Regions from separate parts of the Homo sapiens genome. Here region 2 is linked to region 1. A link is an interaction called in ENCODE POLR2A ChIA-PET data of the cell type or tissue named here. Cell type or tissue: endothelial cell of umbilical vein. All regions are shown on one strand. Each heading gives the region's core, and the rest is flanking DNA. Links, peaks and the distances in the headings are about the cores only.

Region 1 (5,386 bases), core at 300-5,299:
GCCCTGACAACATGGTAAAACCCGATCTCTACTAAAAATACAAAAATTAGTTGGACATGGTGGTGGGCGCCTGTAGTCCCAGCTACTTGGGACGCTGAGGCAGGAGAATCGCTTGAACCTGGCAGGCAGAGGTTGCAGTGAGCCAAAATTGTTCCACTGCACTCCAGCCTGGGCAACAGAGCGAGACTTTGTCTCAAAAAAAAAAAAAGAAAAAAGAACTGTTACTACATTCCTGTTAGAATGTCTAAAATTAAAAAGATTGACCATGCAAAGTGGTTGGTACCTAGAACTCTCATACACTGCTGGTGGGAATGCAAAAGAGTATAACCACTTTGGGAAAACAGTCTGACAGAAAAGCAAACACATACCTAGCAAATACTAGTGGCATATGCCTCGTAATCCCGGCTTCTTGGGAGGCTGAGGCAGGAAGACTGCTTGAGCCCAGGAGTCTGAGGCCAGCCTGGGTGACAGAGCAAGACTCAAAGTCTCATCTCTAAATTTTTTTTTTTTCTTCCCAGAGATAAGGTCTCCCTCTCTCACCCAGGCTGGAGTGCAGTGGCCTGATCATAGCTCCATGTGACTTCAAACTCCTGGGTTCAAGCAATCCTCCTGCCTCAGCCTCCCTAGTAGCCAGGACTACAGGCATGTGCCACCACACCCAACTAGTTAAAACTTTTTATTTTGTTGAGACAGAGTCTTGCTATGTTGCTCAGGCCAAACTTTTTTTTTCAAAAGCTAATATATATCTGTTATATGGACTAGCCAATCCACTCTTCAGTACTTACCCAACAGAAATGAAACATTTGTCCACATAAAGACTTTTTTTTTTTTTGAGACAGAGTCTCGCTCTGTCACCCAGGCTGGAGTGCAGTGGCACAATCTTGGCTCACGGCAACCTCCACCTCCTGGGTTCAAGTGATTCTCCTACCTTAGCCTCCCAAGTAGCTGGGACCACAGGTGCACACCACTACACCCAGCTAATTTTTGTATTTTTAGTAGAGATGGGGTTTCGCCATGTTGGTCAGGCTGGTGTTGAATTCCTGACCTCAGGTGATCAGCCTGCCTCAGCCTCCCAAAGTGCTGGGATTAGAGGCTTGAGCCACCACGCCCAGTCACGCCCACATAAAGACTTAAAGATGAATGTTCATAGCAGCTTTATTCAGAATAGCCCTAAATTAGAAACAACTCAAATGCTCATCATTTGGTGAACGGATAAACAAACTATGGTACATTTCTACAATGGAGTAACACTCAGCAATAAGGACAAACTGCTGATATATGCAACAGTATGGATGCATCTCAAAAGCATTATGCTAAGTGAACGAAGATTAAAACAAACTACATACCAGAAATGTTTAAAAATTTTTGTTTAAAAGATGGCATCTCACTCTGTTGCTCAGGCTGGAGTGCAGTGGTGTGATCATAGCTCACTACAGCCTTGAACTTCTGGGCTCAAACAATATTCCTGTCTCAGCCTCCTGACTAGCTGGGACTACAGGTATACACTATGATACCCAGCTAATTGAAAAAAAAAAATTCTTTTTTAAGAGATAGGATCTTGCTCTGTTGTCCAGGCTGGTCTTGAATTCCAGGCCTCAAGCAATTCTCCCACCTCAGCCTCCCAAAATGCTATGATTACAGGTGTGAGCCACCATGCACGGCTATTTTTGGATTGTGGCAGTGTTTACACAGCTATATACATTTTCAAAACTCAAATTATACATTAAAAGTTGGTCAATTTCACCAGACACAGTGGCTCACACCTGTAAATCTCGGCACTTTGGGTGGCTGAGGGAGGAGGATTACTTGAGCCCGGAGTTTGAGACTAGCCTGGAAAACAGAGTGAGATCTCGTTTCTACAAAAAATAAAAAATTAGCTGGTGTAGCAGCGTATGCCTGTGGTCTCAGCTACTCGGGGGGCACAAGTGGGAAGATCATTTGAGCCCAAAAAGTTGAGGTTGCAACAAGCTATATTCACACCACCATATTCCAGTCTGAGCAACAGAGTGAGACCCCAACATGTGTGCGCGCGCACACACACACACACACACACACACAAAATTAATACATTTACTATTATGTAAGTAATATCTCAATAATGCTGATTTTCAATAAATATAAGAGGGTAATGAACACACAAGTCAGAATAGTGGCTTCTTTGGATAAAGGGAGGCAAAGAAACTGAATGGGAGGAAGTAGCCCATCAGTAGATATCAATTATTGTTAATATTCTCAGGTTGGTTGTTTCATTTATTATATTACTAAAACAGACACAAGAAACTGAAGGAAGGTTATGCATGGATAATGATACAGGTAATTTAAGAACCAAAAATAATGACTTGACTGAATTCTGTACTCCTAATGTTCTAATTATAAAGCAAAATAAAAATCAGGGTGATGTTGAAAATGATTTAGTATTAGCTATTTTATAAAACTTCCTTCCTTAGAATAATGACTCATTTCTTAAGAGTTTGAGCTTCTCTCTGTGCTTCCTGTGATATTCAAGAGGTTAACTGTTTTTTCTTTTGAGATGGGAGTCTGGCTCTGTTGCCCAGGCTGGAGCACAATGGCATGATCTTGGCTCACTGCAACCTCAGCCCCGCCAGGTTCAAGCGATCCTCCTGCCTCAGCCTCCCAAGTAGCTGGAACTACAGGTTTGCACCACCACACCCGGCTAATCATTTTTAGTGGAGACAGGGTTTCGCCATGTTGGCAAGGCTGGTCTCAAACTCCTGACCTCAAGTGATCTTCCCGCCTCAGCCTCCCAAAGTGCTGGGATTACAGGTGTGAGCCACCGTGCCTGGCCTAAGAGGTTAACTCTTTAAGAAAATAAGTAACTTTATAAGGTCTGACTCTGAGATGTGCTAACACTTACCCAGGGGTTCCACCAGTTGGTCAACCAGTCCCATTTTCTTTGCCCTGTCTGCACGAATGCTTCTACCAGTCAGCATCATGTCCAAAGCAGCAGGCACACCCACCTAACAGGCAAGCAAGGATGAGAATATAGGGGGAAAAAAATCAGGGTGATAATTATATAGTTTACAAATCATCAAATGAACAAATATTAAAATGAGAAAAGTCAAGCCATATGTTTATGCTATTTGTCAACAGCATAGATAAGTTATATTTAATATACTGATATACACTTGGGTAACTTTGGGGATTAGATACCTCTAGCTGAAGCAAAAATGTCTTTATCTCTTAATTCAATATATAGGATTCTTATACTAATAAGGTAAAGAATTTCATGTTTCCTAAAATTGTACATTTCTGTTATTCTGAGGGGTTTTTTTCTATCATATATATAATATGTAAAATTCTGGCCAGGCACGGTGGCTCACACCTGTAATTCCAGCACTTTGGGAGGCCAAGGCAGGCGGGTCACCTGAGGTTAGGAGTTTGAGACCAGCCTGGCCCGACATGGTGAAACCCTGTCTTTACTAAAAATACAAAAAATTAGCTGGGCATGGTGGGGCACACCTGTCATTCCAGCTACTTGGGAGGCTGAGGCACAAGAATTGCTTGAATCCGGAGGCAGAGGTTGCAGTGAGCCGAGATCATGCCACTGTACTCCAGCCTGAACAACAAAAGTGACTCTGTCCCAAAAATAAAATAAAATAAAATTCTCATATTGAAACTAGAGAAGACTGTGAGAAACCTGATAGTTTTGACAAAGTCTTTAAAAAGAATTTTAAGCTTAACAAAAATAGAACTCAGCTAGGGCTGCTTATATGGCATACTAGAAGAAAGGCTTCTAGCAACATTCAAATACCAGCTATAGTTTAAGAAAAAAAAAAGAAGAAAGAAAGAAACTCAGCAAATATTTTTGATACACATATATGCATATTCATTCTTTCAATAAATCCTTATGACATTCCTATGAAGGAAAGCACATTATTATTATTAGAAAATTAACACCATAAACCTTGTTTTCTTTTGTGCTCAATTGAGATCAACTTCCCTGCAAAGAGTATTTCTGTTGAGCCTTGTTTTCACTGAGGAATCTACAGTGCCAGAAGCTATAAGGTTCAGTGGGCCCTTGAGTTGACATTAAGATTGCTCTGCAGCATCCAGGTCTGACTGTCCTTCCCTTCTCCTTGGAATTCAAAGCCTGCTGAGCCTCTTTTGGTTCCATACAACACAGCAGTGAGAACATCCAAATCAGACAATGAGGGAAAAGGTCTGCCTCTTATATTTGTAATGAAATATTAATATGACTCATGGTTTTGAAAAACTGTTAAGATGGTATTATGTGGAAAAGGAACCAATTAAACCATAAGCTCCAGAAATGCAAGACATGCATCTTAGTTATCTTTATCCTTCCTCAGAGACTAACAAAGGACCTTGATCAATAATTCTGTGGAATTAGGCCAGGCATGGTGGTTCATGCCTGTAGTCCTAGCACTTTGGGAGGCTGAGGCGGGAGGATTACCTGAGGTCGGGAGTTCAAGACCAGCCTGGCCAACATGGCGAAACTCCATCTCTACTAAAAAATATAAAAAATTAGCTGGGTGCAGTGGTGCACGCCTGTAATTCCAGCTACTGGGGAGGCTGAGGCAGGAGAATCGCTTGAACCTGGGAGGAGAAGGTTGCAGTGAGCTGAGATCACACCACTGCACTCTAGCCTGGGCTACAGAGCAAGATTTTGTCTCAAAAAAAAAAAAAAAAAAAAATCTGTGGAATTGAAAAAATAAGTACCAGGAATAAAGTCTGTCACTGATCCTGTACACTCATATTTTATTTGGTTTTTTAATTCTACAATGAATGCCCATATTATGCATTTTATACAAGAAAACAGATCTAAAGAGGGCATATAGCTTCACAAAGGGGATGTTAGACTCACCATTTTGGGCAGCCTTTGTGTGCCTCCTGCTCCTGGTAAGGCCCCCAGCAAAACTTCAGGGGTACCTAATACTGTTTTTCTGTCTTTTGTTGCTATTCTGTATTGGCATGAAATGGCAACCTTTGAACAAATGAAAGAAAATTAGAATGTTAGAAAATGTAACTTAGTAGCAACTTGAGATGGATAAGGGTCTAAAGATTATTTATAAAGCAGGAATGTGCTCACAGAATAAACTGAAATTCCTTAGGCTGGCATTTAATAATTTCTAGAATTTACCTTTTTAGCCTTTTTTTCATACTTTTCCTCTAATTTACTAACCTCTTTTTGGGCCGTAGATCTCCTAAAAAATCTACTGAAAGCTAGAGAAGCTCTCAAGAGAAAAATGCACACACAATTTTATATGGACCCCAGGTTAAAAAGCCCCGGACTCTCCAATCAAGCACGTCTACTTACAGTGTCCTAGTTGGCTTTGCTTTTGCCTTTGCTCACACCATACCATATGCGGAATTGTTTTTCCCTCCATATTCTGGTTAATCAAATTCT
Region 2 (5,386 bases), core at 148-5,147, 160 kb after region 1:
GCCGCACTTTGAGGTACTCTTCTAGTATTTTATGTTCATCTTATTTACCCCATTAGAATATCTCATAGAACAAAGTCCAGATTTTATTCATCTTTATATTCTTAGCACAGCAGTTGATAGTTTGGTTTAAAGAGAAAAAAATGGGATTAGAGGTCAGAAGATTTCAGTCCTAATCCTGGCCCTGCCACTTGGTACCAAGTTTTGTAAATTTAAATTCTCTTATCCTCACTTAGCCTGTCTGTAAAATGGGATTAATGATGTTGGTTCTGTCTATGCCACAAGATTATTGTGAGTATAAAATAAGTGTATAAATAAGGAAACTATAAACTACAGTACAAGTACTGTACAATTTATATGTAATAATGTTCTTTATATTACTTGATTTTTTTTTCCAGAAGCTATAAAAATAACACCTTGAAACTCAATTCAGTCTATGAAGCTATGGTTCCCTTATTTTCTCCATGCTTGCTGTTCATTTTGTCTACAGCGTGGATCCTTTGGTCACCTTCAGATATTTTAGAGCTACATCCTAGAGTATTCTACTTTATGGTTGGAACAGCTTTTGCCAACAGTACAGTAAGATTTTTTTCTTTTAAAAATCATAATATATATTAGGATTGTATGACAGAATTTGATAATTTGAAAAATCTTTAATATTAGAATAAACAGATTTTAACTTAAAGATTTTTATTTCAGAAATTTGAAAGAATAGTAACCTCAAAGACTGAAATGCTGAAAATTATTTTATTTTGCCCTTTGAAACCAATAGGATTGGAGACTACAGTAGTATTTTGGAACTATGGCACACTTAAATTTTTTATTTTGGTTGCCCGCTGAAGAATTCATGGAAAAAATTTATAGATTCCCTTTAGACTCTAAATATATTACCAGTATGGCTAAAATAGCTGCAGACTTAAATGATTATTCTAGGAAGCTTGGAAGAGATTTTTGAGAAAGAGAAAACACACACTTTAAAAATCAGCTGATTTTAAGATTAAGAACGTGGAATTTAAAACTTTGTAATAAATAGAACATATTCTTATAAATTCCTTTCCATGCTGGACTGTGCAAGAGAGCAGACAGGAAGCAGAGATCAGGAGTTGAGAAAAGACTCTGATAGTCCTGAAAGCCAGAAGGTCTGTGTTCTAGCTCAGGCTGGGTCCTTAGAAGTTTTTATTTTGTAACTTAGCTACTCATCTTATGTTTCCATGTTTGTAACGTGTGTAATATCTCAAGTCTTGCTGATTTTATAGGGTTTAAATATCTAAAAACACTAATGCATTGTATAAAAAGTGTCTCTGAAAGAATTAAATTATATTCAAGTAAGGTCTTCAAAAATAAAGGAGCCAAAGAGGTTTTGAGATACTAATTATGGCAATGGGACTGAATTGGAGATAGCACTTCTTCATCATTGCCATAAAGAAACTTAATTGTGTGGGGGTGTGGGAGGCTATTTTGATTTTTTTTTTTAACATATCGTAGAATCTTAAAATTGAGAGAAATTTCTTTTATTCAAACTGTTGCCCAGTGGGAGAATGCCTTCTATAGCATCCTTATTCAGTTATCTTCCAGCCTCTTCTGACACACACTCTGAGGTTACATGGGTTTTTGGGCAGGGCCAGGGGTCCAGTTGGGCCCCTAAGCATTGAGAACTTCTGAACTTAGATAATGTAAGTGTGTTGGTTCAGGTACTTGAATGCTTTTCAAATGTTGGAAAGACTAGTTTTGGAAGTGCTTTGCTAATGAAATTTTTCTTTTTTTCTCTCTTATTTTTTTAAATTGACGTCCAGTGTCAGCTGATTGTTTGCCAAATGAGTAGTACCCGGTGTCCAACTTTGAATTGGTTGCTGGTTCCTCTCTTCTTGGTTGTCTTAGTGGTAAACCTAGGAGTAGCCTCTTACGTTGAGAGCATTCTCCTGTATACATTAACAACTGCTTTTACTCTGGCCCACATCCATTATGGAGTACGAGTGGTGAGTAATCTACAGCAAAATGGGTTCAATTTGGGGCTTATAAATGGCACCAATAAATGCCTCCGAGTAGAAAGGAGGCAATGGAAAATTTTAAAAAGAAAGTTGCTTATTATAGTAGCTGTAAGGGTTTTGGGATATTCTCTAAATTTTGGATAATATCCAGATGTTTAATTTCAGATATTGTTTCTCTAATGAGTATGTTACTGTAATAACAAATGATTTTAAAGCTGGATAATTATTGTGAGGAATTAGTTATTACTGTAAGTGGGTATGTATAAGCCATCTTCTTGGTGAGTAGAATTGTAAACTGAGCCTTTAGTTATATGGGATCAGATAATCACATTTGTTAATTATCTATTTCTTCACTTGCTTCTTTAGCTTTAGGGGCATTTTTATTGTTCATTAACAAAATTTGGAAAGAAATGTAATTGGTTGTGTAGTGCTTTTTCCCTCCCACTGCCCAGTTTGCTAAGCAGTTGTGGTGAGGGAGATTAGAATTTCTGACTGAAGGAAGACTTTGGCATTATTTGAGGTTTTACTTCATTTATGTTATTCTCGAGCCCTCATCAGCAAAATTGATAAATAAGGGGAAATATAGAAGAAAAGGGATTTTGAGAAATGTTTTGTAAACTTGATATTTTCTTCTAAAATAAACTAATTTTAGGAGAATGGACGAATATAGATATAATGAAATCAAATGGAACCATGTGGTTTTTCTTTCACTTTAACATTCTTTTCTAATTATTTTACATTTTTAACATAGGCTGTGCAATATTCCACCAAGGAGATTACTTAATAATGACCTTGCACAGTACAGTTATTTTAATCATTTAGGTTGTTTCCAGATTTTCACCATTATAAATATTGCCCTAGGCTGGGTGTGGTGGCTCATGCCTGTAATCCTAGCCCTTTGAGAGGCTGAGGCGGGTGGATCGCTTTAGCTCAGGAGTTCGAGACCACCCTGGGTAACAGTGTGAAACCCTGTCTCTACAAAAAATACAAAAAAAAAATTAGCCAGATGTGGTGGTACAGGCCTGTAGTCCTAGCTACTTGGAGGGCTGAGGTGGGAGGATCGCTGGAGCCCAGGAGGTCGGGGCTACAGTGAGCTGAGATGGTGCCACTGTGCTCCAGCCTGAGTGACAAAGTGAGACCCTGTCTCAAAAAAAAAAAAAAAAAAGAAAAAGAAAGAAAAAAAATGTTGGCATAAACAATCTCGAATATTTTTGTTTCATTTGTTTTATTTTCCGAGGATAATTTCATAGGAATGGGGTTGTGACAGGGTATTCACATTTTTATGACTCTTAAAACACTTCTATTTGGTATGCTTGTTTGAAAGGAACCCTGCTGTTAATCCGTTTGAGAAACAAAATATCTTCTGTATTTTCACACACAGTTTTTAAGTGGGAGAGGCAGCTATCATGCTTGATAACAACTTTATACCTTGCATATGTTGCTAAACTTGGGCTTTCTTCCCTTAGTGTTTCTCTACAAAGTTGCCCTCATTTGTTAGAACAAACTAGATACAATTGTTAAGGAGAAAAAAGCTGTGATGAATTGTGATATAAGACATAATTATTTTTGTTTTTATTTGTACAAATGTAACCTTATATACCTTATATCAATACTCTTCGGCCTTTATCCTGATATTTCATCAATATATGCATGGCATAGAATATCCATTTGCCAGTGTCTTTTTTAATTGTTTTCATTTACTATAGCCTTTTAGAAGCATATCTTTAGAAAGCTACATACATACCAAACCAAACCAAAATATACTTTTCTTTAAATGATAAAGGTACTACATTTTCATTGTTAAAAACCTGGAAAATAAATAACACGCTAACTGGAAAACAATTTAGGATCATCTTTTTTATCTGTCTTTGTGTTCTTTTACCACATCTACAACTTCTGGCCAGAAGTTAAAACTTGCTAGGCCACACAAAACATTCACTTGAACTGCTGAAATGTAAATAATAAGTATCAAGTAAATGACATGCACTCGCTGACCTATAACTAAGCTCTTGCCTTCCCACTAGAGATACCCTAACTAATAAGGCCTCTCCAAATTCATAGATCTAGTTTTGTACTATTTCATCGGGATTAGGAATGATTACTTAGAAATGTTTAGCAAGCTGAATATAGAGTCTAACTATAAATATGATTACTTGATCTAGATGCTACAGGTCAACTAATCCTATAGTTTTTCAGATTTGGATGTGAATTTGAGTGCTCTGGAGGGTTCTCAAGACTAGATTTTAGTTCTAAGTCCTAACTTTCCCATGTTAGTTCTAGTACTTCCATTTAGCTGTCTAGTTCTATAGCTATCCTAATCCAGAAAAACCTTTTCAGTATTTCTCATGATTTTTGCCGTGTCAATAAATTGTTATCTCTAGGGGGTAAATTCTGTGTGCTTTTAAAAAACAATAAGGTACATATTTGTCACTGTCTCATGTTCTGATTTTTCATAGGTAAAGCAGCTGAGCAGCCATTTTCAGATTTACCCCTTCTCATTGAGGAAACCAAACTCAGATTGACTAGGAATGGAAGAAAAGAATATTGGCCTGTAATAATCTTTCTTTGGGCACAAAGAAGTACTGTAAATAAATGCTTGTAAATATTTCCTCCATCACCATTGAACTAGACTGATCTGCTTGACAGACGTGGGATCTCAGTATGGTACTTGGACAGCAGGAATGATACATATAATCTGAACTTGGGAAATTTTGGACCTACTAACTCTAAGCCTATTTTATTTTTTATAAAACTATGTGACATTTTGGTTGAGCAGAATGTACGTTAGACCAGCAAAATGTTCCTAATGGTTCTAACTTCGTGAGTTTACAATGTTGTGATTCATGCAGGGTTAAAGATGCTTTGTTTTTATTTTTTAAGTACCAAAATTGGTTTCAGAACACTGATAACACTCAGAAAACCACAGTGTGTTTTCATATTTGGAACTTTGTAATAGCGGGAGTAGCAGTAGTCCAAACCTAGTATAGGGAAAGGATAAAAATAAGTCACCTTCACCAAGAGATGCCAATGATTACCAAACAACAGACAGTTGCCAAATACTGGTTTCTCTTTCCCCTGAAAATGGCTTTTGTTCTCAAATGATAAGAGAGCTAATACATTTAGCTAATATTCTAGCTCTCTTTATTATGGAACAGATCTTGATAGATGGTTTAATTTTCTCCTAAAGAGAAATAATCAGTTGAGAATTTGAGAATGGGTTGTAATTATCGCTCACCCATTGGGATGGTTCATTGTTTAAATATGGCATTTTCCCCCCTTCAGCTGCAGGTTCCTGAGATTTGGTGCCTGTGAGCTCTGATTGTAGGAATGCATGTGACAGTCCCAGTCCTATGGTAATGACTTAGGAGGAATGCAGATAAAAGTACCTTGTAAGATAAATA

Evidence for each region. ChIA-PET counts read pairs that join two places held together with the same protein. Peaks named below come from ENCODE experiments on the same cell type or tissue, not always from the same donor. Only the 100,000 strongest peaks of a DNase experiment are listed, where the experiment ranks them.
Region 2: POLR2A ChIA-PET joins it to region 1 with 5 read pairs; 2 of 35 experiments call an interaction of 5 or more read pairs at or near these places.

Annotation. Positions count from the first base shown.
Region 1 is chr2:26,227,317-26,232,702 of GRCh38, forward strand. HADHA (hydroxyacyl-CoA dehydrogenase trifunctional multienzyme complex subunit alpha) reads right to left here. Exons shown (of 20, transcript NM_000182.5): 6 at 4,844-4,963; 7 at 2,876-2,978. Among named protein-coding and RNA genes, the nearest start is that of HADHA, 15 kb to the right of the region's middle. In endothelial cell of umbilical vein, for the core only: no CTCF peak of the experiment used is centred there; a DNase peak (open chromatin) is centred at 2,485.
Region 2 is chr2:26,384,564-26,389,949 of GRCh38, forward strand. SELENOI (selenoprotein I) reads left to right here. Exons shown (of 10, transcript NM_033505.4): 8 at 396-576; 9 at 1,791-1,973; 10 at 4,442-5,386. The coding sequence ends at 4,540. Among named protein-coding and RNA genes, the nearest start is that of DRC1, 15 kb to the right of the region's middle. In endothelial cell of umbilical vein, for the core only: no CTCF peak of the experiment used is centred there; no DNase peak of the experiment used is centred there.